3 separate regions of the Homo sapiens genome follow, and regions 1 and 2 are each linked to region 3. A link is a loop called in an ENCODE intact Hi-C map of the cell type or tissue named here. Cell type or tissue: OCI-LY7. All regions are shown on one strand. Each heading gives the region's core, and the rest is flanking DNA. Links, peaks and the distances in the headings are about the cores only.

Region 1 (10,086 bases), core at 4,628-7,127, 120 kb after region 3:
AGACTGAATCATGGTCTGTTGCACAGGCTGGAGTGCAGTGGTACGATCTCAGCTCACTGCAACCTCTGCTTCCCAGGTTCAAGTGATTCTCCTGCCTCAAGCTCCCGAGTGGCTGGGATTACAGGTGCCCGCCACCAGGCCTGGCTAATTTTTGTATTTTTAGTAGAGACAGGGTTTTACCACGTTGGCCATGCTGGTCTCGAATTCCTGACCTCAGGTGATCTGCCCTCCTCAGCCTCCCAAAGTGCTGGGATGACAGGCATGAGCCACCACACCCAGTCTATTATTATTAATATTTAGAGATGGGATCTCTGTCAACCAGGCTGGAGTGCAGCAGTGTGTGATCATAGCTCACTGCAGCCTCGAACTCCTGGCCTTAAGCGATCCTCCTGCTTCAGCCTCCCAAAGTGCTGGGATTTTAGGTGCATGCCACCATGCACTTAGCCCATTTTAAGTTTTTAAAGAAATGTGAGTTGGACTCTGGTGAGCAGCAGAAGGTGGAGGAAGAGGAAGTGAAAGGTGAAGGAGGCAGAGGAGGAGCATTGAGTGCTGGGAAGGAGGAGGCACTGGCTGGGGGCTTGCCCTGTCTAAGGAGGGGCGTCCTCCAGGAAAATCAGACTGTTCTGTCATTCATGATCTGTCCTCCAACCTCTAGGAGCATCGCCCCCACCCCTTCCATAGCCGGGGGCCTGGCTCAGAAGCACAAGGTGCTCAGAGATACCAGTGAACCCCAGGGTAACAGTCGGAGTGGGCTTCCTGGAAGGGTCTGGAAGGACACTGACTTATCACCTCATAGCGGCTCCTCACTCTTCACAAGATAAAACTAGACTTTAGAGGGCAACTGTGGTGTGGCTCACACCTGTAATCCCAGCACTTTGGGAGGCCGAGGGCCTCTTGAGGCCAGGAGTCCAGGACCAGCCTGGGCAAACATAGTGAGAACCCATCTCTAAAAAACAATTTAAAAATGAGCCAGGCATGGCAGTGCATGCCTGTAGTCCCAGCTGCTTGGGAGGCTGAGGTGGGAGGATCACTTGAGCCCAGGAGGTTGAGGTTATAGTGAGGCATGATTGTGCCACTGCACTCCAGTCTGGGTGACACAGCAAGACCCTGTCTCAAAAGCAAACAACCCAACCAAAAAACCAACAAAACCCCCAAAATCCCTCAAAGAACAAAAACCCATAATTGTCTCCCACTCCCCCCAAAAAAACAACAAGAAAACTAGACCTTGGAGTGTGGCTTCATGGGCCCCTCTTCCATCTGCCCTTAGATGGATCTTCAATAATGCCCTATCTATATCAGCTCTTGGTTGGCGTGATAGAGATAATACATTCGCTGCTCCAGAGTCACTCGTGGTTCAGGCAAGGTCAAAGAGTCACCAGGAGTCAGTCATCACCTAAGTGGTACCTCCTGCCTGGGAAATGCCTCTATCACTGCCCACCTCCAGGTACCCAGAACTCCGGCCACTACCAAGGATCACTTGAGCCCAGCAGTGTGAGGCTGCAGTGAGCTATGATCATGCCATTGCATCCAGCCTGGGTGACAGAACCACACAGCAAGACCTGGTCCCCCCTGGACCCCCACAAAAAACCCCCAAAAAACTTAAAATGAATTCATTAAAAACTTATTAAAATAAAAATTTAGCATTTAAGGCCAGGCACGGTGGCTCATGCCTGTAATCCCAGCACTTTGGGAGGCCGAGGTGGGTGGATCACTTGAGGTCAGGAGTTTGAGACCAGCCTGGACAACATGGTGAAACCTCATCTCTACTAAAAATACAAAAATTAGCCAGGCATGGTGGTGCATGACTGCAATCGCAGCTGCTCGGGAGGCTGAGGCAGGAGAATCACTTTAACCCAGGAGGCAGAGGTTGCAGGGAGCTCAGATTGCACCACTGCACTCCAGCCTGGGCGACAGAGTGAGTAAGACTTCGTCTCAAACAAATAAACAAACAAAAACAAACAAAACAAAACACAAAACCTTAGTATTTAAAATAAATAATTAAAATGGTATTCATTAAAAAGCTGAAAATCAACCCAGGCTTAATGAAAGAAAGAACTTAGTATGCGTAAAAAAAACTTTAACGAAAACTCTTAGTATTCATTTAAAAACTTTAAACCAAAACTGAATATTCACTTAAAAACTTAAAAAATGAGCTCAGGCTTAAAAAACAAAAACAAACAAACAAAAAAAGAACTCTCCGGGCTTTCTGGGGATGTAACCAAGCTGAGGTTGGGCTTACTTCCCTCCAGCAAAGGGCCCCTTTCAAACCACTTGTGGCTGAGCCATCAGACCCAGATGTGACCTCCCCCCGTCCCGTGGGGGTCAGCAGCTCACCTGGGCCCTCTCCAGCCTGCCCTCCTGCCACCCCTGTTTATGTGTGCACCTCAGGGATTCCAAAAAGGAGTTAGTGTGGGCCTGCCTCTCAGCCACCTGCTTCCACTCTTACCTACATGACTCCATTTTCTGAGCCCGGTAGCTTTTTTTTTTTTTTTTTTTTAACAGAGTCTCGCTCTGGCCCAGGTTGGAGCGCAGTGACACGACCTCGGCTCATCACCGGTTCAAGCGATGGGCTGTAGCTGGGACTACAGGCACACACCATCCCACCTGGCTAAATATTGTATTTTTAGTACAGACGGAATTTCTCCTTGTTGGCCAGGCTCGTCTCGAACTCCTGACCTCAAGTGATCCGCCCGCCTCGGCCTCCCAAAGTACTGGGATTACAGGCGTGAGCCACCACGACCGCAGAGACCCGTAGCTTTCTAAAAGAGACTCTGAGGGTGCTTTCAGTGATGACCCTTGGCAGAAACCGGAGGAAGGGCTGAAGGTGATGGGGGAGGGGCGGAGCTCTGCCTTGAGCTTTGCTGCGGAGCCAAGCCTTCCCTCCTTGTCTAGCTCTGGCACTTTGAGCAGGTTCTGTCGGGGGTATCCCTGCCCTGGAAGCCCCTCTCACCTTCCCAGGTTAGGGGTGGCGTCCCCCAGTCTCCCTGAGGGCAAGGGCTGTTCTCATTTGTTTTGGAGGCCAGCTCTGCTCAGGGCCTGGGAATACAGTAGGTGTCTAATAAATATTTGCAGCGTTGAACTCTGTGCCCAGCAGCCCCTAGCCGTTCACCAGACAGCCTTGGCCTCCGGAGAGTGGGCTTTGGGGGAGGTGGCCTGGGCCGGGGGAGGGTGTGAGAGGCCTCATGGAGGGGGGCGGGGGCGGATCCGGGGTCGCTCTGGCTCAGCCTCCGGGGCCGTCCCCGCTGCCTTTGCAGAAGGCGCCTCCGCTGTGGCTCTTCCCCCTGGGCTGGAGCCAGAGCCTAGCGCACCCGGAGGAGGAGGAGGAGGAGGACGAGGAGGAGGAGGAGGCGGCGGCGGCGGCTGCGTTGCCGTCTGTGCCCATCACCTGAGCTGCACCGGGCGGGGAGGATAACAATTATTGGGAGAGGTTTGAAAAAAAAATCATTATCAAATAACTACAGCTTGCAAAAGTTGGCGGGCGGAACGGAAAACGCGGGCTGGATCGCTCTGGGGACGCCGCCGCCGCTCCCGAGCAGCTCCGCGGTAGCCAGAAATGGAAGGACGTACATCTGCAACGCATTTGTGCGAGGTTCACCTTGGAGACCGCGCTGCTGGATGCAGGCGGCGAGTTCACGCGAAAGGAAAAACTCTTTTAAGAGGGATTTCTCCTTGGGGGACCCTGCCCGGCACGCGCGGCGGGGAAGGGCGCCCCCTGCCAGGCGCGCGCGTGGAGCTGGGACGCTCCGATGGGGTGGGGGCCGCTTCTCTGAGCCTCAGTTTCTCAGTCTGTCCGAGGACTTGTACAGATTCGTGGCTGGCCTTGCAGGACCCTTCCAGTGGGGATATTCTTTTATTATTTTTATTTTTTATTTATTATTTTGTTTAGATGGAGTCTCATTCTTGTCGTCCCAGCTGGAGTGCAGTGGCACAATCTCGGCTCACTGCAACCTCCGCTTCCCGGGTTCAAGTGATTCTCCTGCCTCAGCCTCTCGAGTAGCTGGGATTACAGACCCCCGCCGCCATGCCCGGCTAATTTTTGTATTTCTAGTAGAGGGGTTTCACCATGTTGGCCAGGCTGGTCTTGAACTCCTGGCCTCAAGTGACCTGTCCGCCTAGGCCTCCCAAAGTGCTGACATTACAGGCTGAGCCACTGCGCCCAGCCTCCAGTGGGGATAGTCTAAGAATCTTCTTATTTCTGGCACCAGGTCCCGATGGAGGTAGAGGTACCAGCCCTTAAGGTACCAGGACCTGGTCATCGCATTCCCAGCCCTGTTTACATTCTAGGGTGCTGCGGGTACGTGATGGTCTAAGGAAGATCAAATCCACTTTCCACTTCTCAGGGCCCTGCCGACAAGTGCAACGGTTTGTTCCTTCTCAGGGGAGGAGGGGACCCCTGTCCCCCTTCTCAGGGGCAGTTCCATCCATTCTCACCTCTTGGGTCTTCAGTGTGCACCTCCCACAGCTCACAGACATCCCTGTCTCCCCTAAACCCCTTTGCCGTGACGCCCACCGCCCATCCACCTTCCCCCGCGGGCTTCCTTCTCAGAGTGGTCAGTACGTAGTCTAGTGTCCACATCTTCCTCCCTGCAGTCACTTTGAAGGTGGCCCAAGCTTCAGGGCCCCCCTCCTTCTCCAAACACGGCTGGGCCTCTGGGCTTTTTGGAGTTAGAAAAGGGGAGGGGGGCTGTGGGGAGCGAGAGGTGCAGGAGTGAAGTGTGGGGACCCTTCCTGGGACCCCTCACCCTCACACACACACCACCCCACTTGCCTAAGACAGGCACAACTGGAGCCATCTTGAGACCCAGAATTCCTCTCCAGGTTATGGTGTTTCTCACGGTCCTTGCCCACCAGGAGATAGAAAGTTCTGGAAAGATGCTGTTGGAAAGGTGAAGCTAGAAGCACGGCCTCTTTGCACAGGCTATGCTTTAAGTACTCATAACTGGCTCACATCTACTGAGCCATCACTGTGTACCAAGCACTGTTCTAACGTTTTATTTTTATTTTATTTTTTATTTTTGAGACAGAGTCTTCCTCTGTTGCCCAGGCTGGAGTGCAGTGGCATGATCTCAGCTCACTGCAACCTCTGCCTCCGCCCCCTCTCAAGTGATTCTCCTGCATCAGCTTCCTGAGTAGCTGGGATTACAGGTGCCAGCCACCACACCCAGCTAATTTTTGTATTTTCAGTAGAGATGGGGTTTCACCATGTTGGCCAGGCTGGTCTCGAACTCCTGACCTCAGGTGATCCACCTGCCTTGGCCTCCCAAAGTGGTAGGATTACAGGTGAAATGTTTTAAATGTGTTGTTTTGAAGAGACAGGACCTCCCTCTGTTGCCCAGGCTGGAGTGCAGTGGCGCAATTATGGCTCACTGCAGCTTGAAACTCCTGGGCTCAAGTGATCCTCTCTCCTCAGCCTCCCAAGTAGCTGGGACTACAGGCTTGTGTAGCCACGCCTGGCTAACTTTATAATTTTTTATAGAGTGGGATCTCACTATGTTGCCCAGGCTGATCTCAACTCCTGGCCTCAAGTGATCCTTCTGCCTCCACCTCCCAAAGTGCTGGGATTACCAGTTTAAGCCACCACGCCCAGCCACCAACTCACTTTCACTTGGCTAAATCGCGCCCTGTTTGGAAGACGGAGCCTGAAATTGGCAGGAGAGCTGGATGTGGCCATGGTCCTTCACTGCCCAGGGCGTGCTTGTCCCATCCAGCCTGTACTCCTGTGGCTGTGTGGATGACCAAGGGCTCACCTGGTCTTGCTTTTCTTCACCTCACTCTTCCCAAGAGGCTGGTTCTGACACTAACAGTCACCCATTGGTAAACAGCCCAGCACCAAAAGCCCCTAAGAACCTTCAGATAAGAGACATCCCTTGGGGGAAGGAAGAAAAAAAAAACACAACCTAACAGGAAGCCAAGTGGGTAAACGGTTACTTGCATGATTCTAAAGCCTGCATGTTTCTTCCCCAGGCGAGAGAGACTGAGCCTTTCACTCTCAGAGCCAGCTTGGCCAGAGTCTCAGAAGCAAGGTCTCTGTGCACCTTGGGGCTGTTGGCAGGGCTGAGGAGAGGAGTAACCAAATCATGGGTCTGGGAGAGAAATTTCCTCCGATGCTTTTCTGGCTCCTACCTAGAGAGTTCTCTCACTTCTGAGAGGTATCCTGTGAGGGCACAGTGGACAGGAGCAGAGACCTGGGGTCAGGCAGGCCCAGCACAGAGATGCCTAATGCCCTTGGGAAGTCACTTGACCTTCCCGAATCCACCTTTTTTTTTTTTTTTTTTTTGAGTTGGAGTCTCACTCTGACACCCAGGCTGGAGTGCAGTGGTGCAATCTTGGCTCACTGCAGCCTCCGTCTCCTGGGTTCAAGCAATTCTCCTGCCTCAGCCTCCCAAGTACCTGGGATTATAGGCATGTGCCATCATGCCCGGCTAATTTTTGTATTTTTAATGGAGATGGGGTTTTGCCACGTTGGCCGGGCTGGTCTCGAACTCTTGAGCTCAGGTGATCTGCCCACCTTGGCCTCCCAAACTGCTGGGGTTACAGGCATGAGCCACTGCACTGGGCCCCGAGTCTTCCTTTTAAACCATGAAACGGGGATTGCCCAGGTGTGATGGCTCACATTTATAATCTCAGCTCTTTGGGAGGCCAAGGCAGGAGGATCGCTTGAGGCTAGGAGTTCCAGACCAGTCTGGGCAACATAGCGAGACCTCGTCTCTACAAAAAATAACAATTAAAAAATTAGCCAAGTGTGGTGGCGTGTGCCTACAGTTCCAGCTACTTGGGATGCTGAGGCTGGAGGATGGCTTGAGCCCAGGAGTTGGAGGCTGCAGTGAGCTATGATCACACCACTGCATTCCAGTCTGGGCAACAGAGCAAGACCCTGTCTCTAAAAACCAAACACAAAAAGCCAAAAAACAAAGCTAAAACAACCCCTAGAGGTGTGATCAAAGGGCTGGGGAGGAGGGAGAGAGGAGGAGCTTCCCCAGGGGAGACTTCATCACCAAACTCTGTACCTGCAGGCACCTTGTCCTGCCCTGGAGGTGGGGGTTGGTGAACCGGAAACCCATGACTCACTCCCTCCCTGCCCAGCCAGGCCTGGACAGCTGTGCAAACAGACTGAGGAAGGGGCTTCCAGGCCACACTCTGTGCCTCTCCTCCTCCTCCTCCTCCTCCTCTTCCTCCTCCCTGGAGTCAGCCCAGGCTGGCTCCATCCCTCTGGGCCCCTTCTCTCCCTGAAAATTGCAGGAATGTGCACCACTGTGTTAGAACCAAGTCCTTGGAAGACTCCAGATTTCCCCTAGACTTGGGAGTACTGGGACTTAGGAAGAAGGGGTTGGGGCTGTCCAGGTCTCCCTGGCCCGAGGGTCTCACCCTTAGGTCCTCCGAAGCTCTGTTTCCAAGGATAGCAGACCCGCCCTCACAATAGCACCCACTCACTGAGTCCCTTCTGTCACGGTGCATACCCTGCTGTCCCTGGGACCTGTACTTGGATGTCTCAAGGGCATGTTCAACTCCCCGTGTCCCAAACTCAACTCAGGCTCTCTCCTCTCAGGATATGTCCCCGCCCTCCACCCAGGGCTCAGGCCAGAAGCCTTGGAGTCCTTCTTGACATCACCCTCTCCCTCACCTTCCCCACCCAATCTGACATCAAACTGTGTAGACTCCAGCTCCGAAAAATACCCCAATCCAACTATTCCTGGCCATCTCTGCTGCCCTACCCGTGGGGGCCTCTGCCCTCGCTCCACCTCCCATTCACTCATCCTCCACCCTGCAGCCAGAGTAACCTTTTTTCTTTTTTCTTTTTTTGAGATGGAGTCTCACTCTGTCGCCCAGGCTGGAGTGCAGTGGCACGATCTCGCCTCACTGCAACATCTGCCTGCCCGGTTCAAGCAATTCTCCTGCCTCAGCCACCCAAGTAGCTGGGATTACAGGTGTGCACCACCGTGCATGGCTAATTTTTGTATTTTTAGTAGAGATGGGGTTTCACCATGTTGGCCAGGCTAGTCTTGAACTGCTGACCTCAAGTGATCCTCCTGCCTTGACCTCCCAAAGTGCTGGGATTACAGGCATGCACCACCATGCGTGGCTAATTTTTGTATTTTTAGTAGAGACGGGGTTTCACTTTGTTGGCCAGGCTAGTCTCGAACTCCTGACCTCAAGTGATCCTCCTGCCTTGACCTCCCAAAGTGCTGGGATTACAGGCATGCACCACCACGCATGGCTAATTTTTGTATTTTTAGTAGAGATGGGGTTTCACCATGTTGGCCAGGCTGGTCTTGAACTCCTGACCTCAAGTGATCCTCCTGCCTTGACCTCCCAAAGTGGTAGGATTACAGGCGTGAGCCACTGCGCCTGGCAACCAGAGTAATTTTTTTTTTTTTTTTTTTTTTAGACAGAGTCTCGCTCTGTTGCCCAGGCTGGAGTGCAGTGGCACAATCTCGGCTCACTGCAAGCTCCACCTCCCGGGTTCACGCCATTCTCCTGCCTCAGCCTCTCAAGTAGCTGGGACTACAGGCGTCTGCCACCACACCCGGCTAATTTTTGTATTTTTAGTACAGACGCGGTTTCACCTGGTTAGCCAGGATGGTGTTAATCTCCTGACCTCGTGATCTGCCAGTCTCGGCCTCCCAAAGTGCTGGGATTACAGACGTGAGCCACCGCACCTGGCCCAGAGTAATTTTATTAAAATGTCAATCAGATCACATTTCTCCCTGCTTACAACTTTTTGATAGTTTCTCATTGGATTTAAGACAAAATCCAAATTCCATATATCACAGCCTGCAAGTCCTTCCATGCTGTATCTCCTTGCATAGTTTAATAGTCCCCTGCACTGGACTGTAAGCTCACAGAGGGCAGGAATAGCCCATTTTTATGCACTGGGGCTCCTGTAGGGTGTGAGAGAATCCCAACCCCTTGCCTTTGATCTGAGCTGGACACACTGCAAAGACATGCTCCAAAACTTTTCCCATGTGACACTCATGTGACCCACCTCAAGGGGTGCCACCACCATTTCACCTGTTACGCAGATGGCGAAGCCAAGTTTCCAAGACGGCAGGAGACTTGTAAAAGGGCACACGGATAATAACTGCAGTAGACAGGCTGTACTGGCGTTCACTGTGTGCTATGACCGGTTCTAATCACTCTGTGTGTAGTTTTACATTGAATGCTACATACTAACCCTGAAAAGTAGACAGTCTTCCTTCCTCCCTCCCCTCCTCCCTCTTTCCCTTCCTTCCTCCCTCCCTTCCCTCCTTCTTCCCTCCCTCCCTCCCTCCCTTCCCTCCTTCTTCCCTCCCTCCCTCCCTTCTCTCTCTCTCTCTTTCTTTCTTTTTTTTTTTTTTGGAGACGTTGTCTCGCCCTGTTGCCCAGGCTGGAGTGCAGTGGCACAGTCTCGGCTGACCTCCGCCTCCTGAGTTCAAGTGATTCTCCTGTCTCAGCCTCCTGAGTAGCTGGGATTACAGGCATGTGCCACCACACCCAACTAATTTTTGTATTTTTGTAGAGACAGGGTTTCTCCATGTTGGCCAGGCTGGTCTCAAACTTCTGACCTCAGATGATCTGCCCGCCTCAGCCTCCCAAGGTGCTGGGATTACAGTGTGAGCACCATGCCCAGCCAAACCTCTTTCAATTCTATCATGCATAGCTCTGAGATTCTCATCTGAACATGGCTTCCTTCTCTACATGGATTTGTGCTGAGACATGTGCTAGAAAATGCCATTTCAGTCTTGATGAAATCTCTCGAAACACATTTGAAATCCATTTTCCTTTCTCTCACTTTAATTCCGGGAGGAGTTAAGTCCCAATTGAATTTTCTTTTCTTTTTTTTTCTTTTGTGTGTGTGTGTGTGTGTGTGTGATGAAGTTTCAATCTTGTTGCCCAGGCTGGAGTGCAGTGGTGCGATCTTGGCTCACTGCAACCTCCACCTCCCGGGTTCAAGTGATTCTCCTGCCTCAGCCTCCAAAGTAGCTGGGATTATATGTGCCCACCACCACGCCTGGCTAAATTTTTGTATTTTTATTAGAGACAGGGTTTCATCATGTTGGCCAGGCTGGTCTCGAACTCCGGACCTCAGGTGATCCACCTGCCTTGGCC
Region 2 (10,086 bases), core at 2,578-5,077, 120 kb before region 3:
GCAACAAGTCTCCACGGCATTCTCCTGGTTGTTCTAGGAAGATGTGGAGTTTGCAGCACGGCATGGTGTCAAACAGCCACATGCACAGCAGTCCTGCAGGCACTACCTTGCAGCTGCCACCATGATCGTGGACAGAACGCTCCTCTTGGCCCCAGGTACTGACACCATGCCAGGCTAGCTACATTTCCCCAGTTTCCCTGAACCCCCAGGGCCTGTCTGTGTCTCCCCCACAGGGCAGGAAACCCCTTCCTCCAGAGGCTGATCTCCCCGCACGACCCCCCTCTCCCGTCTGCAGAGCAGCTCAGAACCAAAGGTGAAAGTATCTGAAAGCCAAGACTATAGCGTGTATACACATAGCAATTTGTTACTGTGAGAAACCATCTGTTTCTCGGTATTACAATCCTCAGAGGGCAAATTATAGCTAGCGTTCAACATAAAACATCAATTTAAACCATCAACTATTCATAATTTCAATTCTTTATTGGAAACCAAGGACATAAATGTCAGGGAATAAAGCAATATTTCTTTTATTAACTATTCCATTCATCTGGCTATTAAATAAAACCAGGGCCCCAATAAATGGCAGGAGTCCTTGCCTGAGAGCCACACCAAATAGCTCTATAATTCTCAGACGTTTTAAAACAACGAAAACTGCATTATTTGAAAAGTTAGAAACTTTAATATATAATAAAATTAAGATTAATGCGATCTTAATACCTTGCAAAACTGTTTGCCATGCCCTCGTATTCATATATTTCTTCTTGCGCGGTTTATTTTTAACAGTGCTCATTTTGTACTGAGAACGTGCTGTTTTTTACGACTGAGTTTTGCGAACGCCAGCCACCTCCAGCATTTTTCACTGACATCTAGTTTTCCCAGGCTGATGTTCCCTCCCGACTGCCCATCTGCGCTTGTGCCAGGAGGGATGCCATCATCCAAGCACAACCCAGGGTGTGGGTGGCCTTCAGAGCTCAGTCCTGCAGGACTTGCACCCAACAGCTCGCCTGAGAGTGCAGGGCAGGTTCTCACTGCAAGCACTTTTTTTTTTTTTTTTTTTTGCCGGAGAACAATCTGAGCGTTCAAAAATGAAATCTACGAAGCACGGAAGAGAATATTTACACCGTCCTTTGTGTACTAGGCTGTATATCGAGGTTTTTATCTACATTGTCCCACGACAATCTTACAGGGTGGGTACACTTTACAGATCATCAGGATGCAAGTTTGGAAAGGTGAGTCAGCCACTGGTCCCATCCATAGGAGGCACACCCATGTGTTCAACAATGAGGAAATAAAGAGAAATAAAACATGGGCCCATATTCAATGCCTGACAGTCTAATAGCCATGATGGACACTGACACACTTTGGACATCTGTCCCCTAACACACACACACACACACACACACACATATATATATGTGTGTGTGTATATATATATATATATATATATATATATATATATATATATTTTTTTTTTTTTGGGGGGGGACAGAGTCTTGCTCTGTCACCCAGGCTGGAGTGCAGTGGTGCAGTCTCAGCTCTGTCACCCAGGCTGTAGTGCAGTGGCACAATCTCAGCTCACTGTAACCTCTGCCTCCCGGGTTCAAGCGATTTTCCTGCCTCAGCCTCCTGAGTAACTGAGATTACAGGTACATGCCACCACACCCGGCTAGTGTCCCCTCCAAATTTCATGTTGAAATGTGATCCCCAGTGTTGGAGGTGGGGCCTGGTGGGAGGTGTTTGGGCCATGAGGGCAGATTGCTCATGAATGGCTTGGTGCCCACCTCCTGGTAATGAGTGAATTCTTGCTCTGAGTTCTTGTGAGATCTGGTTGTTTAAAAGAGTCTGGGACCTCCCCCTTCTCACTCTCTCTCTCCCCATGTGATATGTCAAGTCCTCTTTGCCTTCCATCATGACTGGAAGCTTCCTGAGGCCTCACCAGCAGCAGATGCTGGCGTCATGCTTCTTGTACAACCTGCAGAACCATGGGCCAAGTAAACCTCTTTTCTTCATAAATTACTCAGCCTCGGGTATTTCTTTATAGCAATGCAAATGAACTAACAGACTCACACATAATTGTTCACTGCAGTCAGTGGCCATGGGCCCAGGGCACCCCAGGGTGGGCACAGAGGAAAAAAACTGAACCACCTCATGCCACCGAGGGAGGAACCACTGGTGGGAGGATGGGAGGGGTGTTAGAGAAGTTTCCTGGGGCTGGAGACCACACCTGGGCTGAGGTTTATGCAAATAGCTGCTTTTGTCTTTCTTTTTCTAAGAGGTTGTCACCCAAAGAATAATTATTTTATGGAGACCAAATATAACAGCATTAAAGAAAGATCTTATATTCAAAACACGTATATGCCCATCCCACATCCCCAGCAGAACTTTTTCTTTTGGTCACACAGCCAATGACATAAACATCTCCGTCCTTCTGAACAGCACTGGTGATTTTACATTTTAGTGGCTGTATAATATTCCTTCCTGTTGAGGTGGGCCGTCAGGAACTGTTGGGTGAATGAATGAATGACTAGTGCTTTCCTTAGGCACAGGACGTGGACACTCACAAAGCGCTTAGACCCACACCTCTGTGGGTGTCCTGACACCACCCAGAAAGGGGATTGATTAAAACTGTCCCTGTTGGGGAAGGAGAACATCACACACCGGGGCTTGTCATGGGGTGGGGGGAGGGGGGAGGGATAGCATTAGGAGATATACCTAATGTAAATGACGAGTTAATGGGTGCAGCACACCAACATGGTACATATATACATATGTAACAAACCTGCACGTTGTGCACATGTATCCTAGAACTTAAAGTATAATAAAAAAAAAAAAGTCCCTGTTGGCTCACACCTGTAATCCCAGCACTTTGAGAGGCCGAGGCAGGCAGATCGTTTCAGGCCAGGAGTTCAAGACCAGCCTAACCAACATGGTGAAACCTCATCTCTGCTAAAAATACAAAAATTAGCCGGGCATGGTGGCCCGCATCTGTAATCCCAGCTACTCAGGAGGCTGAGGCATGAGAATCACCTAAGCCTGGGAGGCAGAGGTTGCAGTAAGCCAAGATCACAACACAGTACTCCAGCCTGGGCGACAGAGCAAGACTCCATCTCAAACAAAAAAGAAAAAAAGAAAAAAAAAAGAAATTTAAAAACTGTCCCTGTTTTGCAGGTGAGGAAATTCAGGAGACCCAGTGACTTGTCCTCCTGTCTCTTGCACTAATTCTAAAGCTGCTGCCCTAGCTCCTGGCCTTCCCTACCAGCTCATAACACCTTGGTGAGAAAAACGAGGCAGCAGGGCACACTCAACTTTTCTCACTTACAGTGGAAGATGTCAGCAGTCACAGCTATGGAGGAAGAGAAAGCTCTCAGGGGAAACTACTTTTTACTGCTATGTTATTGGTCAGGGCTGAGTCATACATTTCAGCCTGCAATGCAGGTAGAGGGAAACTCTAGCAATCAACAGGCAAGAAAATACCTGCCAAGATCGACTTGGACAACCTCATGGGTTTGGTTTTCTTTCTTCCCTTTTCTGCTTGCTTATTTTAGGCCATCTTGGTGAATACAGAAAGCAACAGTTAATTTTCCCTCCCACTTATGTGGCTGAGCGAAACCTCCCTGGTTTTATTAGAGTCAAGACTTGAAACCTGGCCAGGTGCGGTGGCTCACGCCTGTAATCCCAGCACTTTGGGAGGCCAAGGCGGCAGATCACTTGAGGTCAAGAGTTCAAAACCAGCCTGGCCAACATGGTGAAACCCCGTTTCTTCTAAAAATACAAACATTAGCTGGGCGTGGTGGTGCTTGCCTGTAATCCCAGCTACTCAGGAGACGGAGGCAGGAGAATCGCCTGAACCAGGGAGGCGGAGGTTGCAGAGCCGAGATCGCACTGCTGTACTCCAGCCTGGGCGACAGAGCGAGACTCCGTCTCAAAAAAAAAAAAAGACTTTAAACTTCAGAGCCTCTGACATTTGCATTCACGATTCAAACACCACTGGGGAATGCCTGGGATATCATTTTAATAAGCACATTATCTGTAAAAGAGAGTGGCTAAGACTCACATTGCCAGCCTGGGAATGGCTGGCCACTCTCTGTGGCCACCAATTGGCTATTCCACGTAGCCCAGGCCACACTGAGTGCCCTGAACTGAGATTTATCATTCACTCTACAAATAATTTCAGTACCTGCTACATGCCAGCCACTCTTTCATTCACAAAAAAGAAGACATGTTTTTGAATTCAGGCAACTTACATCCTCATGCGGCAAGACAAGTAAGAAACAAACACATACTATGTCAGGAGAGAGGAACTGTGGTAGAAAACGTCCTGCAAGGGAAAGTGAGGCGTGTGTATAGGTTGGGGGAGGAGGGGGCCGGGGACACAGTACTGGCTCAGGATTCACAAAACGGGGGGTATTCATGTCAGGACCTCTCCCTGTTCAGGAGCTATGCCAAAAGAGGCCTCTCCCTAGGTCATCTCCCTAGGCAAGCCTGATGTCCACAAATTCATTTTTCCATTTATTATTTTTGCAATTAATTGCAAAAACCACAATGACTTTTGCACCAAACTAAATATTGCCTGAAATTTCCAAAGACGCAGCATGTGACTCGGTAGCTAAAGGGGGAAAGAGCATCCCTAGAGTTAAGTTCCCAGGACATTGAACTCAAAGGCCAGATTCAGAGAGAGGAGTCAGGAAGCGCAGGTGCTGTGTTCGGGAGAAAGTCCCACGGGGTGTGGGGCACTGTGGCTTCCAGGTACATCCGTGCGGACGGCGGGCTGGTTCTCGGGGCCTTCAGGAGCCCTGTTCTTGGGCCGGGGGTCACAGAGTTAGGAGACGGCTGGCTGGCTGAACAGTTACAAGCTGGCCTAGAGCAGAAGAAGGTGGTTTATGTCACCGCACTCTCCCCTGAGTCAGAAGCGGGAGAGGTGTCTCCAGGGTCTGCCTGAGTGAGAACCAATCTGCCACCTACTTTGGATTGTGTCATTTTTCACTCAAGTGCCAGGTAGAGAACTGGTCAGATTCTTCAAAATGAAGATTTTTATTGTTTTAATTGGAAACAGGGTCTCCCTCTGTCGCCCAGGCTGGACTGCAGTGACACAATCACAGCTGACTGCAGCCTCGACCTCTCGGGTGGAGCAATCCTCCCACCTCAGCTTCCCCAGTAGCTGGGACCACAGGTGCATGCCACCATGCTCAGCTACTTTTTAAACATTTTTTTTGGAGAAACAGGGTCTTGCTATGTTGCCCAGGCTGGTCTCGAACTCCTGGGCTCAAGCAATCCTCCCACTTTGGCCTCCCAAAGTGCTGGGATTCCAGGTGTGAGCCCCCACACCCAGCCTGAAGGTTCTTCTTCTGTAAGATCCTGAGTAGTGGCATCACTGCCCTGGGGACCCTCTGTTGAGAATAATATTCATCACAACCTCCCTGGCCCAGAATGACACTGCAGGGCACTGCTCCCTAAGCCCGGTGCTGGCTGGGAGCCCTTCCAGAAACAGCTCAAGGGTAGGGCCCCGCTCTCCGCACTCTGTCACCCAGCCCTGGGCCTGTACTCATACTCACAGCGCTGGAAACAAAGTTCCTGAATAACAGACGAAGAAATAAAACACCCAGCCGGACACGGTGGCTCACGCCTGTAATCCCAGCACTTTGGGAGGCCAAGGCGGGTGGATCACCTAAGGTCAGGAGTTCGTGACCAGCCTGGCCTGTTAACATGGTAAAACCCTATCTCTATTAAAAATACAAAAATTAGCTGGGCATGGTGGTGGGCACCTGTAGTGCCAGCTACTCGGGAGGCTGAGGCATGAGAATTGCTTGAACTCAGGAGGTGGAGGTTGCAGTGAACCGACATTGTGCTACTACACTCCAGCCTGGATGACAGAGCAAGACTCCGTCTCAAAAAAAAAAGAAAAAAGAAAGAAAACACCTGAGCCCTGCCAAGGGGGAGCTGTCTTCCCCAAACCAACAAACCTCCTAAAGATAGCTGGGAGCCCATCCTACCAGCTCTGATTTGGGGCTGGTTTGTGAGTTACTGTTAGGAGTAAGTCCCTAGAAGTGATAAAAGATAAATCAACCCAACGTTTGATTTATAAGATATATCAGACTGATAACTAGTGACAATGTTAATCTAATTACAATTCAAAAATCTCATCACATCCATTTTCCATGCTATTTCATTAACTTGGGCTTTTGCCAACAATTCAACATTTTAAGCGTGACCGAATTCACGCTTCATTCCTTCGGTGTGGGTGATGACCTGCTCCAGGGTGAGGGTCTCAGAGCCCCTCTTCCACCCAGTGGCCCATATGCCGGCCCTAGGGAGCCCTTTTTCTAGCCCACAATCCTTTCCCAGCATCACAGTCTAGAGCACCTCCATCTCCTGGTACTCACCTCCTGGAAGGTTTTCTGAGTGGTCAACATGTTCCCGAGAGCCTACATCTGCACTGCTTGCCCAGGATTTCTGCTTCTTGCTCATTAAATGGACACTCTTGGCTTTAAAGGTAGGGCAGGCACCAGGCGGTTAACACCAGGCAGCGCCCCTCTGGCCCCAGTAATTTGTGACCACTGGTCATTATGCTTCCCACATAGAATCCAGCCAGCCCATCAACAGATGTTTACTGTGCACCTATGATACCCCGGGCTCTGTGCCTGGGGCTGGACGTACGCCGTGAAGTGGCCTGAAAGTGCTCTCATGGGAATGGCATTCTAGGAGGGAAAGGTAGACAGAGATGGAAATGACACACCAGGCAATGTGTGACAGGAAGAGCACAAGTAGCTGGAATTCCGGGTGAGCCAGGTGGAAGAAAGTGGAAGAAGCCACGGGGCGCAGAGGAGGAGGACAGAGGCTAGGCAGGTTCAAGGGTGAAGACCGGGGCTAGAGGGGCCGTGGCCCAGCCAGTGAGGGCGACGTGGGGTCACAGAATGTGGAAGGTTGGATGGAAAGACATCAGAGGGTCTAGCAGGGAGACGGAAAGATCTGAACTGCATTCGTTAGAAATAAAACTGAGGCCGCTGGGGAAAGAGAATGGACAGAAGGCAGCCAAGAACGGAAGTGGTGGTGGGGTGGCCATGACAGTGGCTTGGGCCAAGGTGACAGCGTGTAGCTGGGAGCCCAGGTGTATCCAGGAGGAAGGACGGGCTTGCTGGTGGACCAGGCATGTCGGGGGAGAGGAGGGGGAGCCCCAGGGCACACCTAGGTTTTAGCCTGAGCAGCCCCTGGGTGGTGACGCCATTTCCCGAGGTGACAGGGGGACTGGGATTGGTGGTGCAGGCGGTGTGTGTGGGAGGGGTCAACAGTTCTCTTTTGAAGCCATGTGAAGCCGGAGATGTCTTTCCAAGTAGAGATGTTGAATATTCAGTTGAATATTTGGGTTAATATAAATATAGACGCCATCCTTCTGTGGATGGTATTTTAAGCCACGAGAGTCGATGGGATCCCCTGAGGACAGGGTCTTGTAGATATCAAAGGGCAGGTCCCCGAGACTTATGTGCCCTCTAACCTCAGGTGCAGGGCGCGAGTGGGGACCCAGCAGAGTGATGGGCAAGGTGGGCCGAACCAGGAGAGCCTGTATCTCAGACAGGGGTCAGGGAAAAAAAAAACGTTTTAAGAAGGGGAAAGTGGTCTGCTCTCAAGAGCTCAGTCACATCTCATGCTTTACTTTTCAATAATTTTCACACATTCTGCTGACCCCCCATATATAACCATGCTTAAAAAGCAAGATTGCAGCTTGAAATTCCTAGTTCTTGGCTCCTGGAAGGAGGAATCTTTTTTATTTATTTATTATTATTATTTTTTGAGCAGAGTCTCACTCTGTCACCCAGGCTAGAGTGCAGTGGTGCAATCTCGACTCACTGCAGCCTCTGCCTCCTGGGTTCAAGCGATTCTCTCAAAGGAGAATCTTTTTATGTTATTTATTTATTTTGAGCCACGGTTTCACTCTGTTGCCCAGGCTGGAGTACAGTGGCACGATCATAGCTAACCTGCAGCCTCGATCTCTTGGGCTCAAACCATTCTCTTGCATCACCCTCCCAAATAGCTGGGACTACAGGTGTGCACCATCATGCCTGGCTAAAGTTTTGATTTTTTGGTAGAGATGGGGTCTTGCTACACTGTCCAGGCTGGGGAATCCTTTTATTTAAAAATAATGGTATTTCTTCAAAGAATAGCTTCAGCTTGGACCAAACCAATTTTCCAAGACTGAACAGAGACAAGGAGGAGTGGCAGCCAATGTAGGGAATATCTGGAGCTGGAAAAAGAGCAATGTTTTAAGTAAGGGCTGGAAGGAAGTTCCTTGTGGGTTGATACATCTTCGGGAGTGGAGAGATAAAAGCGGAAATGGAAATCAGGAAGGGTGCTGGGTGCAGTGGCTCACGCCTGTAATCCTAGCACTTTGGGAGGCCGAGGCGGGAGGATCACCTGAGGTCAGGAGTTCAAGACCAGCCTGGCCAACATGGTGAAGCCCCATCTCTACTAAATATACAAAAATTAGCCGGGTGTGGTGGTACACACCTGTAATCCCAGCTACTTGGGAGGCTGAGGCAGGAGAACTGCTTGAACCTGGGAGGTGGAGATTGCAGCAAGCTGAAATCATGCCACGACACTCCAGCCTGGGTAACAAGAACGAAACTACATCTCCAAAAAAAAAAAAAAAAAAAAAAAAAAAATCAGAAAGGGAAAAGACTATTCAAATTCTAGTTACAATATCAACTAAATGGAATAAAGTCAAATTTAAATCTCGGGAAGTTGGAGCTACTTTTGTTTCCCCTGAACTGTGACAGAGCAGGACAATTGTTCAAAGAGGCACATGGAGTTTTCACACCTCCAGTATAATGAGACGCACTGGATCCACCGATGTAAATTTAGAGTTTTTCAATATGTGCAATTATGCCACCATCCAAAATGCCAAAATGCTGCCACATTCACACTCGTCATCAGATCTTTAATGGCTGCCCAAAAAAGTTATGAGAAAGAGGAGAGTGGCTGATGGGAGAAACAGTCAATTACAGCTCTCTGGAAAGCCCTCAGGCTGCCACCTCTACAAGTTTTGGCTTTTAGGGGAAGTTCATTTCAAACTCCTGCCCCCGTCTGGGTTTTTCAATCAAAAATTCCTTATGCATATTTTTGGTTCACATTTCCCATCGCTCAAAAATGATTTTTAAAATTTTCTTTTATTCAGAATATTTAAAGGAATATTGCATTGGGAAAATGAGCTATCTGCCTGGGGGAAAAAACAGATCCCTTACACTACAATACCCTACACACAAAACTGTTGTCGATTCAAAAACCAAGTGAAACACTAGAAATCTACAATTACTATAAGAGAGTACAGAAATATAGTTTATGTTTACAAAATGAATGGTAGATTTGGGAAAAATTTCTACAACATGTAAGAGAGAAATAATTAATTCATACTGTGGTTTTTTGTTTGTTTTAGAGATGGGGTCTCTCTCTGTGCCCAGGTTGGAGTGCAGTGGTGTGATCTCGGCTCACTGCAATCTTCACCTCCCAGGTTCAAGTGATTCTCCCTGCCTCAGCCTCCCAAGTAGCTGGGATTACAGGCATCCATCACAACGCCTGGCTAATTTTAGTAGAGACGGGGTTTCACCATGTTGGCCAGGCTGGTCTGGAACTCCTGACCTCAGGTGATCCACCCACCTTGGCCTCCCAAAGTGCTGGGGTTACAGGCGTGAGCAGCTGTGCCCGGCCTTAATTCATGCTCTTTAAAAGTGAGTAAGATGACGACGAGGTAAAAGACCAACCAAAATAAACAAAGGATGTCAAAAGGTAATTTACACAGGAGATACCACTGGCTAACAAACACACGGAAAGACAGCCAACCTCACTGTTGATGGACGAGTTTTGAGTTTAAGGCAATATATATTTTTTGACCAGTGGAAAATTTATCACAATGCCATTATCCAGGGTTAGTGAGGTTTGGAGGAAGAGAACACTCCCATGCCTCACTGGTGAGGAGTGACAACTGAAACAGGCATTTTCTTTTTTCTTTTAGAGACGGGGTCTCGTTCTGTCACCCAGGTTGGAGTACATGACACAATCATAGCTCACTGCAGCCTCGAACTCCTGGGCTCAAGTGAT
Region 3 (10,086 bases), core at 3,877-6,376:
GAAAAAAAAATTCAAAGGAAATAAATCAAAACATTAGGGGTGGCCGGGCACAGTGGCTCATGCCTGTAACCCCAACACTTTGGGAGGCCAAGGTGGGCGAATCATATGAGGTCAGGAGTTTGAGACCAGCCTGGCCAACATGGTGAAACCCCATCTCTATTAAAAATATAAAAATTTGCCGGGCATGGTGGCAGGCGCCTGTAATCCCAGCTACGTGGGAGGCTGAGGCAGGAGAATCGCTTGAACCCGGGAGGTGGAGGTTGTAGTGAGCCGAGATTGTGCCACTGCACTCCAGCCTGGGCCACAGAGGGAGACTCCGGGAGGTGGAGGTTGCAGTAAGCCGAGATCGTGCCACCGCACTCCAGCCTGGGCCACAGAGTGAGGCTCCGTCTCAAAAAAAAAAAAAAGTTAGGGGTGATGATAACTCTGGTACTGGGATTATGAGTGACTGACACATGGCTACCAGCCAGCCTGGGCATGCAGAAATCTCACTAGCCCATAAGCACCAGCACCACCAAATCAGGACTGGTCAGGACTTCTTCTCCACCCCACCCCACCCCACCCTACATGTGCCTCTGCAGCACTGAGCCCCCAGTCCTCCGCCTGTCCCACCCTCAGTAGACAGGGGCACCCAGGGGGCCAACCAGCACCAAAACCAGCTTTGCAGCCCAGCATCTGCAGTGCATGCCGGGCAGGCAGTTTGTTAAATTCAAATGACTGAACCATTTCCATTCCAAAAGATTGGGGAAAAAACGGGTTGCAAATTTGCACCTGTTACTGGCTCTTAACAGCTAACTGCTAAATGTGGAAACGCAGCTTCCACTTAGTAGACTCTGTTCTTTAGAGAATCAACTATTACGCAGAGACGCCATTGCACTTGAAACCATCTGCCAGACATTAAAAAAGTGACCAGGAGTATGCGTGCAAGGACTGGTGGGCGCAGCTAAAGGAAAATGTGCCAATTCCTGCGACCAGCAGACACGGGGCAGAAATGTGGGTTCGAAGGAGCAGGGTGGCTGAGATCCGTTCTAAAGCAGGTCAGGACCTAACACATTCAGAGATGCAGATTTCTAGAGACAAAAAAAACTAGTGCAGGCCGGGTGCAGTGGCTCAGCCTATAAACCCGGCACTTTGGGGGCCTGAGGCAAGAGGATCGCTTGAGGCCAGTTCAAGACTAGCCTGTCTCTACAAAAAATTTAAAAATTAGCCAGGCATGGTGTTGCCCACCTGTGTTCCCGGAACCTCACAGGCTGAGGTGGGAGGATCACTTGAGACTACCAGGTCAAGGCTGCAGTGAGCTATGGCTGCACCACTGCACTCCAGCCTGGGTGACACAACAAGACTCTGTCTCTTTAAAAAAAGGAAAGAGAGAAGAAGAGAGGGGAAGGAGGGAAGGAAGGAAGGAAGGAAGGAAGGAAGGAAGGAAGGAAGGAAGGAAGGGAGGAAGGGGAGATAAAAGAGAGAGAGGATAAAGGAAAGGAAAGGACAGGACAGGACAGGAAAGGGAGGAAAGGAAGGAAAGACAGACAGACTAGTACAATCCTCTAGTTTTATAGATGAAGAAACTGAGGCTCACAAAAGAGCAGTGGCTAGCCCCAGGCCCTGGGACAGGTGATGGCAGGTGACAGCAGGTGACACACTGAACTTAGCTCACCTCTCCCCTGGGACCCCACAGAGCATCATTCTGCCATGCCACACAGCAGAAACTCATCCTTCATATTGTTCATTTATGTTTTAGGTGTGATCGTGGTATTAGGTATTTTTTTCGAAGTGACATTATCTTTTAGAGATACATACTGAAATATTTATGGAGAAAATAATATGATGTCCTTTTCAAAATTCCAGGAGTAGGCAGGGGCGGAGATGAAACTAGACAGGCCAATAGTTTGGAACTGATCATGCTGGGGGCAGCACACAGGGTTCATTATTCTCACCTCATGTGTGTCTGAAATCTTCCACCAGGAAAACATTTTCTTAAGAATCTGTTCAAAATACCAAACAGCGACAATGCATCTATCCCCTTCAAGGAGAGTCTCTGCTACTAATCTGGGCCTTCCAAAAAAAGAAAAAAGGAAGAAGAGGATAGGAGAGGGGAGAAGGGGGGAGAGACAGAGAGAGAGAGGAAAAAGCAGGCAGAGACAGAGAGACAGAAAGAGAGAGGAAGGAAGGAAGGGAGGAAGGTAGGGAGGGAGGGAGGGAAGGAAAAAGAAAGGGGAAGGAAGAAAAGGAAGGAAGGAAGGAGCAAAGAAAGACAAAGGAAAGAAGGAAATAAGCCAAGAAAAGAGAAAGAAAGAGAAGAAAGAAAAGAAAGAAAAAGGAAAGAAGGAAAGAAGCAAAGAAAAGAGAAAAAGAAAGGACTGAGAGAGAGAGAGAGAGAAAAGCAACCTTCTGCTAGGATCTTAAAGATACTACCCATGAAGCCTTCTGGCTGGGAAAAATTTTCAAAAAGCACCATTGCTCAATAAGAAGAGGGAACATATTCAACAAGTTATCAAGTCTGCAGAGAGAACAAGCCATGTCAGTATGAGATCATTAAATCAGCATTCTGGCAAAAAACGGTATTTCCAAACGTTCTGATGACAGCTGGATCAAACCCGCCAATACCTGACAGTAATAAATACAGTTATTTGGGAAGAAAAATAGGGAGTGACCTTACAGCTCCACTGAAATAGGCCAAATACGGGAAGCTTGAGGCGGTAGGAAATGGAAAAGAACAGCTAATATTTGGCAAGCTTCCTTGATGATCAACAAATTAAAATGTTAAGGAAGCAATTTGTTGAGAAAAGATATTTTTAAAAGAAGCTGAATCACGCAGGTTCAGCCCCGGATACGGTCAATTGGTAATTTTTAAATCATTTTTTAAAAGTTAATGTGTTCAGCCTCTAGAAATGGCATTTGAGACATCGCTGAGTTAATCATAAGCCGCCTCTCCCCCAGCTCAGGTGCAGGGAGGGATGCCTTTGCTGAGTTACTCTAGGGCTCTGCTCTCAACCCCAGGCTCAGCAGGGACTGCAAACCCAGCTCTCATGGGCAGTGCCTTTAGTGACAAGGGCATAAACAAAACTATAGCCTGAAGTCGAGCTAGAGTTTCCAAAGGCCCTCTGGTTGCCGGTCCATTTTCAATCATTAGCCACCTGACCTACTTCCAAATCTAGAAAGCCAAACAATACCGGATTTCTTCAATTAAAATACTGCTGGTTTTCACAACGCATGAAGGGAAGACTTTCTTGTGATTAAACAGCCATTCCCTGGGAGACCGAGGGAAGCGGATCACCTGAGGTCAGGAGTTTGAGTCCAGCCTGGCCAACATGGCGAAACCTAGTCTCTACTAAAAATATAAAAATTAGCCGAGCATGGTAGCGAGTGTGTGTAATCCCAGCTACTCAGGAGGCTGAAGCAGGAGAATCTCTCGAACCTGGGAGGCGGAGGTTGCAGTGAGCTAAGATCGTGCCACTGCACTCCAGCCTGGGCCACAGAGCAAGACGCCATCTCAAAAAAAAAAAAAAAAAAAAAAGGCATTCGCATTCTAAGGGCCAAAGTATACCCTCACTAAACCACCACAGCTCACAACTAACTCACTCAACATAGGGCTCACTGAGCATTTGCTGTTGTGGGTGCTAAGAACAAAGTCATTGTTTTCAGAATTCAAACATTCTTTCGGGTGAGAGGAGTGGAAGACACAGGTTTTATAAGTAGGGGATCATGTGCAGATAAGTCATTGAAGAAGAAAAAGTCAGGGAAGGCGGGAGGGACCAAGAAGGGATGGGTGAGGATGGCTCCTCTGAGAAGGGGACATGTGAGCTGAGACCTAAGAAAGTAAAACCTAACCATCACAAACCAAAGTCGGCCTCTAAAATGGGATCCCCACCACCAACCCCAAAACCAGATACTACAATGCTCTTGGCCGGGTTTTTAGCCATGTGCTTGGTTAGCTGCTGCTTAACTTTATTCTTAAGGAATCTACATACTGCATTTTTTTAAAGCAGGTTCCCTGGTAAGAAACCCTACTCCTCAGAAACAACAAAAATAGTATGTTCTGTTTTCTCTTTTTTTGAGACAGAGTCTCGCTCTGTTGCCCAGGTTGGAGTGCAGTGGCACCATCTTGGCTCACTGTAACCTCCGCCTCCTGGGTTCAAGTGATTCTCCTGCCTCAGCCTCCCGAGGAGCTGGGAGTACAGGTGCGTGCCACCACATTCGGCTAATTTTTGTATTTTTAGTAGAGACGGGGTTTCACCATGTTGGCCAGGCTGGTCTTGAACTCCTGACCTCAAGTGATCCTCCCACTTCGGCCTCCCAAAGTGCTGGGATTACAGGCGTGAGCCACCACCCCCAGCCCTTACTGTTAAATGACCATGATGAAGCTGATTTCTACAAATACACCAGGAGGAAGAGCTAAGGGGGGAAAAAAATTCCCTGCAAAATAAAACGAAACAAAGCTCCTTGCAATTATGCAAAGCTATAGCACAGCTAAGTTATTCTGAGCTAACTCAACCTAGAGGGGTGACGGCCTGGCAAAGGGGGTCATCCGACCCAGCCAGACAAGCTCCGTCTTTCCCTTCCTGCTTCACTCATTTCTGAAAAGAACAGTTCCAGTTTAAAGTAACCCAGCAAATTCATCCTCAACGGGTGAAACCCCATCCTCGCTTCACCTGACTCAAAGCGTGCGCTGCTTTAATTCAAAACAGCTGACTTCGGAGGCCTACAGTCCTCATTTTTCATCCGTCCCCATCATACCAAAAGCAGACTATGTAAGTAAGAGCGGTGAAAGGCCTTTCTGTGCTGAAAACATATTTTATGTATTGAAAAGTACTTGGTGGCCACGCATCTTAACTCCTGAAGAAGAAAATAGTTATTTCTTTTTATTTCTGCAGATATTTCAAAAATATGATAGGTATTGAATGCTAGGCCTGTGACAGGCAAAATGCCCTGTAGGAGGTGCCCGGGTTTCAGAGTCAAGCACAGCCCCCAATCAGATAAGCAGAGGCCTGGGAGAGGGAGGACATCAGGACCCACGTGACGCTAACACCGGGCGGGGTAAGGGCAGGAACATGGCGCAGGCCCAAAAGTGGCCCGCGGCGGGTGGTACGGGGCAGGACAGAGTCCACCTGCTGGAGAGGATCTGAAGGGCCTCGTCCTAACAGAAACAGGAACCGGAGCTGGGCAGGACTTCAGAGGCTGAAGGATGGGAGAGGGAGGGTGCGCCCAGGAGGAGGCACAGCTTGAGCAGAGGCGTGGCTGCATGACCGCGGAGGGAGGGTTCACACCCGGGGCCTGTGGTACGGCTGGCAGGCGTGGGAGAGCCAAGGTGGGGACACAGAGAGGTCAAGGAGGCCGAGGCCGAAAAGGGACCACAGAATTTGGCTACAAGAAAGCAGTTTCAGTTTAACGATGACAAGGGAGCCCGAGTGAAGAGGAAAACCTGTCAACTCCTCGTGAAAGTCGGGAGGGTTTCTGCGTAGAAAAAAACAGCGTTCAGCAGCTCAGTTGGCTGCCGTGAAGTCATCAGAACTAGAGGAAGAGTTGGACTTGCTCTAGTGAGGACAGCTTTTGAAGTCACTAACCACAAGGAGGAAGCCTTCCCCTCTGGGCCTGCAGGAAACAGATTGCGTGGCTTTGTCTGTCCTGGCTGGGGAACGCATGACACGCTGAAGGGTTTTCCAGCTCTAGGGAAGAAAATTCATCTTTCTGTAAAGTCCACTTCGTCTTCCATTATCTACCAGACTTCTTGATGGGACCATTTTTAGAGCCTTCAGTGAAAGAATGGAAAACACTAACTTGGATAAACAATTAAGAGTAGGGAGGGAAATAGGTGAAGACGCAACTCTGATGAAATAAACAAACCGCAACCGTGGAATAACATTCTGGTTATTATGGGTCGTGATTAACGGCTCCCTGCGTTGATGGCTGAAAACTTGTGCTTTACTGCACACTTCCAGCAGAATTTAGCTGCTTTTTTCTTTCTTGTTTCCTTTTTTTTTTTTTTTTTTTTTTTTGAGACAGGGTCTCACTCTGTCACCCAGACTGGAGTGCAATGGCTTGATCATAGCTCACTGCAGCCTTGACCTCCTGCTGGACTCAAGCGATCCTTCAGCCTCAGCCCCCAAGGAGCTGAGACTACAGATGCACGCCACCACACCTGGCCAATTTTTCTTATTTTTTGTACAGACGGGTTCTTGCTATGTTGCCCAGGCTAGTCACAAACTCCTGGGCTCAAGTGATCCTCCCGCCTCAGCCTCCCAACGTGCTGGGATTACAGGCGCTAAACCAGCACTTAAGCTGCATTTTTTTTTTTTTTTTTGAGCTGGAAACTCCTTCTACCGCCCAGGCTGGAGTGCAATGGCACAATCTTGGCTCACTGCAACCTCCGCCTCTCGGGTTCAAGCGATTCCCCTGCCTCAGCCTCCCGAGTAGCTGGGATTACAGGCGTCTGCCACTGCGCCCAGCTAATTTTTGTATTTTTAGTAGAGACGGGGTTTCACCATGTTGGCCAGGCTGGTCTGGAATTCCTGACCTCGTGATCCACCCGCCTTGACCTCCCAAAGTGCTGGGATTACAGGCATGAGCCACCGCGCCCGGCCTTAAGCTGCTTTTTAACACATGGGGAGAACACAGAGAAAGTACCAAAATGAATGTTGTAACTCAATTCTAAAATACGTGAAAATATACTGAAGACTCTTCCATTGCATCATCTTGTAAATTCAGGTGAAATCCTGCCTGTCCCTACCTAGGCCTCATTTTCCTTATCAACCTATGAGAAACGACCAGGCATTTCTTGGGTCCCCAGCACCCTGGAGAAAGAGACCACTCGGAGGACACGGCCCCTCACCTCATGGTCCCCCTGGCAGGCAAGGCCACCGGGCCAATTAATGGAAGTCAGTGACCAGCAACTGGAAGGGCTACAGGGTTTGGGAGGAGATAGAGCCTCTGAGGTTGGAAAGGCGGCCAGGGTTTCACTGGGAGGCAGGGCCTGGGCCAGGCTCCAAGGGACGGGGTCCAGCCCCCAGCAAAGCATCAGCACACACTTCAGCAGGAGGTAAGATGCCACGGCACTGGGGAAATTTTTAAGCAAGAGGGAAGAGGATGCATTAACAGAGAAGAGGGAGGTCACCATTGTGGGGCATTGCAATCCAAATTGAGTCCAGGCCGGGCGAGGTGGCTCACACCTGTCATCCCAGCACTTCGGGAGGCTGAGGTGGGAGGATCACTTGAGGTCAGGAGTTTGAGACCAGCCTGGTGAAACCCCACCTCTACTAAAAATACAAAATTAGCTGGGTGTGGTGGCACATGCCTGTAGTCCCAGCTACTTGGGAGGCTGAGGCACAAGAATCGCTTGAACCCAGGAGGCGGAGGTTGCAGTGAGCCAAGATGATGCCACTGCACTCCAGCCTGGGTGATAGAGTGAGACTTCATCTCAAAAAGAAAAAAAAAGAAAGAAAACTGAGTCCATTTTTAGTCCTTTGAAGTGTGCAGGTGTGTGTGACTAAAAACAGGCAGAACCATCACTGTTGAGAATGGGGTGCCACAGAAATGGGAGACAGGGTGTCATTTCTTACTCCAGCAATCGGAGGAGGCAACTGTTAGGAACAGCCCCCACTGGCTGAGCAGTGGCCAAGAGGCACCTCACTTTATGGAGGGGGTCCCTTCCAAACACTAAGAACTTAGGAAGTTCTCGCCACCCAGAGATAAGGGAATGGAGATGCCCAACCCCTAAATGATGGAGGCAGGATTTGAGCCCAGGCCTCTGGTGCCAAAGCCCCCACTGCTTCCTCATCCCATCACCACCAAACAGGCTCCTATGCTTAGGAGACTGGCTTTCTGAGCATTTCATAAAGTTGCTCTGCAGACAGACTCCAAACTTGTGTTAATCATATGTTACCCGCTGGCAGCCCGGCTAGAAGGCGCTCACAAAAGATGACTTTGAAAGACAAAACCAAAACCGAAGTGTTTCCTATGAAACTGGTATCATCACACACAGCCTTGCCCCATGCACACATTTCAGAATTGTCCGACATCCAGTTCAACATGGCAGACGATCCTGTTTGCTTTGGAACAGAAAGGTATAAACTCACCTGACAAAGAGGACAGGAAAGCAAGAACAAATGAAAAGCCCCCAAAATCTCAGAAGCTGGAAAGCGCTGGAAAGCACTGGAAAGCCGAAGCCGCCTTTCCAGACAAGCCTCAAGATGGAGCAGGCCGCCTGCAGCAAGCAAGCTCATTCGAGCTGCAGGACTTGGAGGCCGGGCAGGTGTGCAAAATGCCACTGCGGTCAGGTCCCTCCTGCACTGTGGGCAGAAGACTGGGGTTTCTCATGACCATGGGCAGGGGGCTGAGTGAATATCCCAGCACATGCCCCAGCCTGGTGCCTAGAAGACAGGTGGTCAGACTAACAGTTCCCAACTGCACCACCCAGCAGGAACACTGAGGGCTCCTTGCTAGAGAAACTGACCAGTCCAAGAGAATGAGCCACTGATACCCATGCCTGGGGGCTCCCCGCAACTAGACACCTGGGTTAATTACTTACGGTGGGGGCCACCAAAACTGCTCTTTACCCCGACACACACACACACACACACACACACACACACACACACCCTTTCTATTGCCATGCTCTGATATATGAACAAACAACAACACGTCACTAGGCATTTGAGGAAACCTCTAACTGGGACCAAAACAAAGAGGGAAACGAGGAAAACAGACAAAGCGACAGGACAAAGGCTAAAGAAATTTGGGTCTAGCCGCACAACTGGGTTTAAGCATCAGAGAAAATAAATGGACCACAGTTATAACAGACAACCTCACAGATAATGTTGCAGTAACTCAAGTTCAAAAGGCAAATCCTGCAAGTCTATTGCAGAATAATACCATTTTTATAGAGCTCAAACTCAGGGAAGAGTAATCATATACTACTTAAGCATCTATTCATGGGTGCAGAAAATACATTATTTTAGGCAAGAGCATAATAAATACACTACTTAGGATGGGTCACCTGTCCCAGAGAGGGGGCAGGGAATAGGAGGTGGGAGGAATATACAGGTGGATGCAATTGACTGGCAAAGCTCTGATTCTTAGGGTTGGGTGGAGGGTTCCTGGGTGTTCACTGTATTATATTTTGCAACCAAAATGCATGGTATGCAACTGTTTATATATTTTTAAAAAACATTTTACAAAGTAAAGACAGTAAGAATTCAATGCAGAGGCCAAGCACAGTGGCTCATGCCTGTAATCCCAGCACTTTGGGAGGACGAGGCAGGTGGATCACCTGAGGTCAGGAGTTCAAGACCAGCCTGGGCAACATGATGAAACCCTGTCCCTACTAAAAATACAAAAAACTAGCCAGGCATGGTGGCATGTGCCTATAATCCCAGCTACTTGGGAGGCAGAGACAGGAGAAATGCTTGAACCCAGGAGGTGGAGGTTGCAGTGAACCAAGATCACTCCATTGCACTCCAGCATGGGCAACAAGAGTGAAACCTCATCTCAAAAAAAAAAAAAAAAAAAAAAAAAATTCCAACGCAGAGAACAGAAGAAAACTTTTTTAAAATTTTTTTATTTGTTGCAACAGGTTCTTGCTCTGTCGCCCAGGCTGGAGTACAGTGGTGTGATCTCGGCTCACTGCAACCTCCACCTTCAGTGTTCAAGCCATCCTCCCACCTCGGCTACCCAAGTAGCTGGGACTACAGGTGTGTGCCACGATGCCCAGCTAATTGTTGTCTTTTTAGTAGAGACAGGGTTTTGCCATGTTGCCCAGGTTGGTCTCAAACTCCTGGGCTCAAGCAATCAGCCCACCTTGGCCTCCCAAAGTGCTGGGATTACAGGCATGAGCCACCTTGCCTGGCCAAAAACTTTTTAAAAAACTGTGATGAATGTAGCCAGGAATATAAAAGATGATGCTTCCATGAAAGAACAGACCATAAAAATGTTCAAAGAATAAGAAAACTTGGAAATCTAAAATAAGATGCATAAAAGTTTAGAAAGACTGGAAGGTTGAGAAATTCCTGCAGAAAACACATCAAAAAAGACAGAGGCATGAAAGTGAAAGGTAAGGCTGGGTGCGGTGGCTCACGCCTGTAATCACAGCACTTT

The links. A loop is a pair of places that touch in the nucleus more often than their neighbours do. Peaks named below come from ENCODE experiments on the same cell type or tissue, not always from the same donor. Only the 100,000 strongest peaks of a DNase experiment are listed, where the experiment ranks them.
Region 1: a loop joins it to region 3, with 8 times the contacts of the local background. A loop is called at or near these places in 6 of 110 quality-filtered maps.
Region 2: it touches region 3 in a loop (4-fold over the local background); 3 of 110 quality-filtered maps call a loop at or near these places.

What each region holds. Positions count from the first base shown.
Region 1 is chr7:101,736,950-101,747,035 of GRCh38, reverse strand. No RefSeq gene overlaps it. Among named protein-coding and RNA genes, the nearest start is that of CUX1, 76 kb to the left of the region's middle. RefSeq lists enhancers at 2,047-2,567, 3,196-4,139, 5,623-5,692, 5,813-5,892 and a silencer at 3,197-3,316. In OCI-LY7, for the core only: no CTCF peak of the experiment used is centred there; DNase peaks (open chromatin) are centred at 5,064, 5,895 and 6,995; H3K4me3 peaks cover 2,315 bases; H3K27ac peaks cover 2,500 bases.
Region 2 is chr7:101,975,469-101,985,554 of GRCh38, reverse strand. The region is part of intron 2 of CUX1 (cut like homeobox 1); the gene reads right to left. Among named protein-coding and RNA genes, the nearest start is that of CUX1, 160 kb to the right of the region's middle. RefSeq lists enhancers at 114-273, 1-510, 3,534-3,643, 3,674-3,793, 6,321-6,962. In OCI-LY7, for the core only: no CTCF peak of the experiment used is centred there; DNase peaks (open chromatin) are centred at 3,544 and 4,263; H3K4me3 peaks cover 1,710 bases; H3K27ac peaks cover 2,500 bases.
Region 3 is chr7:101,852,090-101,862,175 of GRCh38, reverse strand. All of the region lies in intron 1 of CUX1 (cut like homeobox 1), which reads right to left. Among named protein-coding and RNA genes, the nearest start is that of CUX1, 40 kb to the right of the region's middle. RefSeq lists enhancers at 604-1,317, 5,125-5,254. In OCI-LY7, for the core only: a CTCF peak has its summit at 4,896; DNase peaks (open chromatin) are centred at 4,656, 5,095, 5,535 and 6,105; H3K4me3 peaks cover 2,426 bases; H3K27ac peaks cover 2,500 bases.